Linked DNA regions of Homo sapiens: region 1 is linked to region 2. The links are chromatin contacts, found by Hi-C or POLR2A ChIA-PET in ENCODE. All regions are on one chromosome and are shown on one strand. Each heading gives the region's core, a stretch centred on a gene start or an enhancer-like site at or near the end of the contact. The rest is flanking DNA. Distances are from core to core; before and after follow the strand shown.

The links. A loop is a pair of places that touch in the nucleus more often than their neighbours do. ChIA-PET counts read pairs that join two places held with the same protein, here RNA polymerase II (POLR2A). Pooled maps may share reads with other maps.
Region 1: a loop to region 2 is called in a map with no recorded cell type, with 9 times the contacts of the local background. The contact joins two enhancer-like sites. A Hi-C loop is called at or near these places in 4 of 37 single-sample maps with no recorded cell type and 3 of 50 pooled maps. POLR2A ChIA-PET finds 5 or more read pairs at or near these places in 2 of 52 experiments (K562 and activated CD4-positive, alpha-beta T cell).

What each region holds. Positions count from the first base shown.
Region 1 is chrX:139,552,351-139,556,169 of GRCh38, reverse strand. The region is part of intron 6 of F9 (coagulation factor IX); the gene reads right to left. Among named protein-coding and RNA genes, the nearest start is that of F9, 24 kb to the right of the region's middle. Within about 2 kb of position 2,234, at least 3 of the 41 ENCODE cell types and tissues checked have a DNase peak (open chromatin) inside an H3K27ac peak, as active enhancers do.
Region 2 is chrX:139,737,441-139,741,134 of GRCh38, reverse strand. ATP11C (ATPase phospholipid transporting 11C (ATP11C blood group)) reads left to right here. Exons shown (of 30, transcript NM_001353812.2): 27 at 41-144; 28 at 3,066-3,219. Among named protein-coding and RNA genes, the nearest start is that of MCF2, 31 kb to the right of the region's middle. RefSeq lists a silencer at 2,231-2,525. Within about 2 kb of position 2,379, at least 2 of the 41 ENCODE cell types and tissues checked have a DNase peak (open chromatin) inside an H3K27ac peak, as active enhancers do.

The sequences.
Region 1 (3,819 bases), core at 985-3,484, 180 kb after region 2:
TAATAGAATGATCTTCAAATTGTTAAATGTAGAATAAATACGCCACACACCGAACTGAGGCCTATGGTAAAACAGAAAATGGAAAAACCAGGTACTTCACATAAAGGGCCAAATAGTTCTTCGGAAATGTGGGAGGAATTTTTGGGGCCAGTTTGCGCATGCTTAGAATTGTCAGCTGGCAGGGTCATGGGCATGGGATCCAAACCAAATTAAAGCTTTAGAAAGCCAAAATGCGGTGTTGCTTCTTTAAATCTGTCGGTTTTGAGCTGTTGATGAAAGCTATCTAGTAATACAGGCGTTGCAGTTTCCCTTTTTTCACTAATATTCAAAGGTTTTCATTTCTTCCCTACGTGGCGGTATGCAATTCAAGACTTGTTTTAGTTTACTACACCTCTAGACATATACTAACTCTAAGAAAAACTCATTTCTGTTCCTGTGTAGTGCATTTAACCCTCTAGCTTCCTCTTTCTACTCCTGAAGTATTTCTTCAGAGACCCTGCTTCCTTTCCCGAGTTCTCAAGGAGCTCTGAGCCCATCGCTGGGCATCTGGAGGGAAACTGAAGTACCTCCTTCCATTGGCCTCACGCCGTTCCTGTCCGGAACCTTCTAACCTTGCGCGACTTTAGAAGCTGGCCCGGCCCGCCAGTGCCTTTGGCTTTAGGAGGTAGCAAACAGGATGGGGCCGGCAGCGCCGTTCCGGAACCATAGGGGGCTCCTGGGAAGCTACCATCGCGAACAAGGCGCGGCTGCGTTGGCCCTTGGCTCCAGCCTGGCAAGCTGAGGTGAAAGCCCTGGAATAAGGTAAGAAATGAGCGTGACCGCAGACGGGATACGTGCTAGGTGAACATGGCTCTGTAGGGTCTCAAAGCTGGACAGGATCCCAGCAGTCCCTTAGCCTGCTCTGATCTCTGGCCAGGTGAACAAATGCCCTCTCCCTGAATGGGGCTATCTAGCCGCTGCTGTCCCCAGTGACAGAACAGCTCTTTAAGTCAACAATTCCGACAAACATTTGTTCAATCAACATTTGCTCCCAATGCTGCCCAACCTGCGTAACCAACCCAGTGGTTGTTGGTTGGAAAGGGCTTTCTTAATGGAGGTCAGAATCGTCTTGCCTGCTTGCAACTTTCACCCTTAAGTCCACAAAGAAGTTGTCTTCCCCTTTCCCTTGTGGCTCTTGCAAACAGCTCACCTACACCTTTTCTTTAACAGACTAACCATTTCTAGTTTGTTCAATCTGTTCATTACTCCAGATGAAAGTGAACTCTCTATGTTCTTCTTTGTGAGATTTCTTCACCAAGTGATCACTTTATTTCCCACCCTGGCTAATTTGAAAGATAAAAGAAACAACTCTGAAGAGAAAGGTTCTTATGAAGCATCAGCATTTTGAAACACTCTTTTCTAGGTGACACTGCTAAACAGTATTTCATATTTCAAAGCTAGATATATAATGTTTTCACCACTGAAGCCCCAGCTGTTGCTTGCTTTCTCTTGATGCCTTAGTCACAGCAGGTTTGCTGCAGTCTGATCTGCAATCAAATCTAGTATTTCCTCCCTGCAGATTAACCATGACATGGTGGAGCTGGCCCATCCACAAATGAGGAGAGATTCTGGTTTCTTTCATTTCCTGTTTCATTTTGTCTAAAAATGACTTTTATACACTCAATTTATCTCATATTTTTGAAAACCAGTAACCATTCATAAGGAACTGGATGGAGGTGGTGTGGAGGAAACAATGCAGAAGTATGACAGGGTCTTTCACAACTATTCTGGAAAGTAGCTCAGCTTCTTGCCTTTGGAAAAGAATAAAAGTGCTTTGAATCTGTACACATCAGTAATCTTAGTTCATGTGGATGAAATAGGGAGTGAACATATGTGCATGTGTATGTGTGCACATGCATGTATGAGTGATCTTGAACATTCCAAATGATCTTAGCTAGGCTTGACAGCAAAAAGACAACAGGTACAATAACTATAAGTGTGCAGTGAGGTCATGAAATGATTTGAAATAATGTGTATCATTTATATCTTCTCCCTCCCGGAACAACCACAACCACCATCTCATAGTCTTTTCTGCTTGAAAAGAAAATAAGGTGTCTGCTTGAGTTACTAAACTTTCTTTCAGGAAACATCTGCATTGTTAATGCATTGGCAAACATCTGGTTTAAAGGGGGTGGGTGAGAAACGGAAATGATGTGACTAAATTGAGCCTTTATACCCTGTTCCCCTTTTTAGTTCTGATTTAAATGTATTTGCCATTTCATTTCTGGAATGACAAGGAGACAATGCTAAACTCACAAAGCAGACATCCTTTTTTTTTTTTTTTTTTAATCTTGGACTTTTTTTTTTTTTTTTTTTTTGAGACGGAGTCTCGCTCTGTCGCCCAGGCTGGAGTGCAGTGGCGGGATCTCGGCTCACTGCCAGCTCCGCCTCCCCGGTTCACGCCATTCTCCTGCCTCAGCCTCCCGTGTAGCTGGGACTATAGGCGCCTGCCACCACGCCGGGCTAATTTTTTGTATTTTTGGAAGAGACGGGGTTTCACTATGTTAGCCAGGATGGTTTTGATCTCCTGAATCTTGGACTTTTAAAAACGGAAGTTATCTTCTTAGCTAATATATTCTCCTGGGTTCTTGGATCCCCTACTCTGAGCACTGTTCTATGTCCCACAAACCCAAGGAAGATAATTGTCATAAAGTAGGATCTTTTGTTGTAACCATGTTATCCATGGAAGTTGGACACATAATGAATGAAAATACATGAGAACACAAAATGACAAAATTAGAGAGAATAGATACATGGATATTAAATACATTGAAGGCATAATAACAGTGCTTGCACTTAAGAGGGATTGTTCCAGGAAAGGTTCATAAAGAAGGTCAATATTACAGAGTTGTGAAGAAGAGTAAAGATATGGATGAGTGAAGGAAGGGGTTATGGTAGGTAAGGGAAGCAGTCCTCATAGGGTGCAATTAAGTAGAAACAGAGGAGGTAAAAAGGAACATACAGTGTCCCATTTATGAGTTATAAGATCAGGTCCAGCAAATATTGTCTTTTTAAAAAGCAAAGGTAAAAGAAAGGGAAAACCTTGATTGTGATGTTCTGCCACTCTTTGATACCATTCTCCACAATGCTTGTGCAATTATACCTACCACCCCATCCCCAGGTATATGTGTAATACCTTACATCCATTATGTTGAAAAATGGCAGGCATTCTCAAGAATCCTGGATAGATACACAGCTAGTCCCAGAAAATTCCAATGCTGTTAAAACTGAGGACATTTACCTGATTCTGGCTTAAATTGTCACCAGTTTGATAATTGCAAACTTTAAATTTATCAGTCTCTAATGGCAGAGATTCTAACCTCAGTAGAGAAATCCATGAAATTACTACTAAATCATGACTGTGGCAACTAGGGAGTTTTAAGTTACACTAAACTATTATAAGTGCTATCCAATAGAAATTTCTGCAGTAATAGAGTGTTCTATCTCCGCTTGCACTCTCCAATACAGTAGTTACTAGCCACATGTGGTTGTTATGTGCTTAAAATTTGGCAGGTGCAATTGAGGAATTGAATTTTTAATTTCTCTTAATTGTAGTTAATTTAAATTTAAATAGCCATATGTGGCTAGTGGTTACCTATTGGACAGCACAACTTTATATAAGGACCATCCTGGCTTCCTGCCTGGGGAGGGGGGCCAAAGAGGTGGGTTATTTCTTCTCACAGACGGAATCTCTTAGGCTTCAGCTGTAGGCTAAGTTACAACCCAGATTTTGCTACAAATGTAGCTCTTGGTTGTTAAATGAAAAATGTGCATAGGTAA
Region 2 (3,694 bases), core at 1,130-3,629:
TCGTAACCGTCGTGAAATCTTTTGTGTTGTATCTTTTCAGCTTGCCTTGGATACCCGATTCTGGACGTGGATAAATCACTTTGTGATTTGGGGTTCTTTAGCCTTCTATGTATTTTTCTCATTCTTCTGGGGAGGAATTATTTGGTAAGCAATTGTACATGTGTGAGCAATATGTAAATAGCAAAGTAGATACATGTGTATGTACACTATATATGTAAGCATTCATTATACTTTAAAAATTTTAATTATATAAGATGACACGTCTTTAATATTAATGGCCTGAAGGTTATTTGTTAGCTGGTAGTGCTACTAATTTCAGGTAAGATTTTAAATACACATATATAGACTGCACAAGTCACTCAGAAGACCTCCCTTTGGTAGCTTCTGTCTGTTTGAAGGTGTTGTAAACATCTCTCTAGTGAAACTATAGTTTTCAGCACAACCTCTCGTGATTTTCAGAGGAAATACTCATCCTGTGAAGTTTCTACCTGATATATTGACCAACAGATACATTATTGTCCATTTGGACCCTTATTTTCTCTTGATAGTATATAACCATGATTCATGTTACTACAGGTGTGCTCAGGGTATAGGATATATACAACTTAATAATTCAGAGGGTTGTATTTTGAAATTGTCATCTTACTGTTTTGGTGGAGGAGGGAAGATGTAGAAAGGCAGACTCTGCAGCTTGTCTTTAAAGTTCATTTAGTTCATCTTGGTTCAGTAGATAGATGTTTGTTCAGAATCAGTTTTGTGCTTGAGACTCTATGGGTTAGAGAGATGACTAGACTGTACTCAAGGAGAATAGAGTCCAGTGAGGGACACATAAGCTGTGATTGGGAGAGTTATATATTTGCATCTCCTTTCTTTACTCCCAAAAACATATATTTTATTTTTAAATGTCAGAGTTGTTTTTTTTAGTGAATGGCTTCCCCTGACAAGGATGCCAGCAGCAGAGAGCATGGCTAGAGCAAGCCATAGTGTAAGATTTCAGGAGTACATATTTTCATTGCTTTGAGCAAAATCTTACATACAAAATGATTCTATTTTATCACAGAGATGTGAGGCTTATGTTTATGTCCCTTGAGTCTTAATTAGAAGAAACTCTATTTTGAAAAGCTTTTTAAAAATAAAAACCTTAAGAAATAAAAATATGAGAAACCTAATCATTTAAGGAAGTACCAGCTTTAAAAAGTATAATTACAGCATATATTTGGTACCTCTATAGGTAATTGAGAGCAATGAAGCTGGAAGAAGTCTCTATTTTCTTTAATAATATAACAAATAATTCAAAGTTGATTAAGAACATACCATATACAATTGTATGTCTGCCCAGAGTACCATAATTCTATGAATCTATGTAATCAGCATCTGAACTAATTATGCAAAATTTCTACAAAAATAAAATGTTTCCAGCGAACTCATTTCCAACCCTTTCTACAGACTATTCCTTATTGATGAAAATAAATCCAGTAAATGATTATGGTATTGTCACACCTGTTTATTCATTAGTGCTACTAAAAATGAAATGTTAATCTATTTTTTATTTTATTGCCTGAAGTATTATCATTAAGTAGAGTTGAGCCACTGCATGAATATAAACTTATAAAGCAACCAGTAAAATGTGACTAGAAACAATGTGAAACTTCAGCTGAATGTGGTCACAACTGATGTCTCTAGACATGTTTTACCCTGAGGCATTGAGTCACACCCGTCTTTGGGGTTGGGTAGTGAGAATGATGACTTCCGAGCCCCAAACCACATCCAGAAATAATAGTGTTTATTTTTTACTGCCCTACTACAAAACTCCATAGATGACATGGAGGTTAAAAAAAAAAAACAAAAAACAACTGGATGCATTAGTCAGAAGGTATGATGCCAAGGAACACTCTGTGACTAGCTGCCATTTGTCATCTGGGCCCCTGTTATGGCTCAGTTAACTGCCTAGAACATTATTCAAGGTGTTCTTCAGAATTTGAGTGAGGTAGAGTTCTGCAGAAGTCTTTTCCATGTGGCAGACTTTTCCCAGAAAGCCTGTGTAGCCTAGGCCTCATAAATTTTTCTACCTTCCTGTTCTCACTTTTATTCCACAATCTAATTTTCATAAAAGTAGAGCCACAAACTCAGTTTTATCATGTTACATAAGGGTGCATAGACATTAATTTTTAAATGAGAAACCAAATTATCTTCAGGAAGCATGATGTGTCATCTAATAAACAGGAGCCATGGTTATCTACCTGGAGCTCTTTAATCCTAGGGCAGTCTGATGTGCATCCTGTCTTTAAGCAACCACTTCTTCCCCCTCACCTTCAAAGAACAATAGCTTCACCTACTGAGGCTCTCTGTGGTTCAGCTCAGACAGAAGGGAAGGGAAACAGGCTGTGCTTCTCAATGGCCACTTTACAATGAAGTGGATGACTCAGAATGAAATCTAACTCCAGAATGGGGGTTCCTGCTGGATTTCTGGATTCTAAGGCTTAATGTCCAATTAGCAATATTCTACTCTGTGTCAACCTATTTGGCACATACTGTTAATATATATTTGTGGATGACAATGGTAGATTCCTTCCATTTGAGAGAGATGATAAGCTTCTACTGTCCTTTTTATATTTACATAGTGTTTTTATTGGGAGAGAGTTATAAAAATGTCTTTTGAATTTCTGAATACAGAACACAAATCCATCCCCATCTTAATAAAACAGCTGAGGAAATAAAATGCTTGTTAGGATAAAAATGAACCATTTCTCTTGAATATCTTTTAAGCACCAGCATTTTCTAATGCACATAAATAGTCGCCAGTTGGCAGCTTTAGAATTGATTGCCTGATTGTCTTCAAGTCAAATGCATTTTATCTTTTTTCTCCTTTGATTATCATTCCTTTTTTTCCAAACATTTGGTAAATGAAATTTGTTTATTACTTTGGGATATTCTAGAGAAAATTATTTTTATTAATGTATGTAAGGAAGATTCTTTTTAAATACAAACGACATTTTAATTAAATGTCCATTTCATATGACAGGAATTGATTTGTTTTTCCATCATGTATTTTCTTTCCACTGCAGGCCTTTTCTCAAGCAACAGAGAATGTATTTTGTATTTGCCCAAATGCTGTCTTCTGTATCCACATGGTTGGCTATAATTCTTCTAATATTTATCAGCCTGTTCCCTGAGATTCTTCTGATAGTATTAAAGAATGTAAGAAGAAGAAGTGCCAGGGTAAGAACTAAGTTTATCTTACAACCTGATTTTTGGAAGGGGCCTCAATATCTGCCATGAGCTAAAAACCTGATTTAGAAAATTACATTAGTTACAGCATGTTAAACCCCTCCTTACAGGTTCATCACTTAATTTCCTCTTCTGCATAAAAAGTATAGTAAAAACTTCGTTATCCAATGCAGGTGGTAAGTAGATTCCTTAATAGTGTTCTATGTGACCTTCGGCAATCCATATGGAGTATCTCATATGCTCCATATGGAATTTTAAAAGGAAAAAATTATTTTATTTTGTATTTAGCCTAGAATTTTCACACCAGGAATTTCCACACCAACATTTTCGCTTTAAACTTAGAAATTTCCCTGTGGGCTGTTTGCAGATTTTTTTCAGTTGATAATACCAATTTGCCTCTTTCAAACCTTTCCCCTTCCTTTAATTATAGTGCTGCTTAATCTCTGCGTTGCTTCTAGCCCTGTCT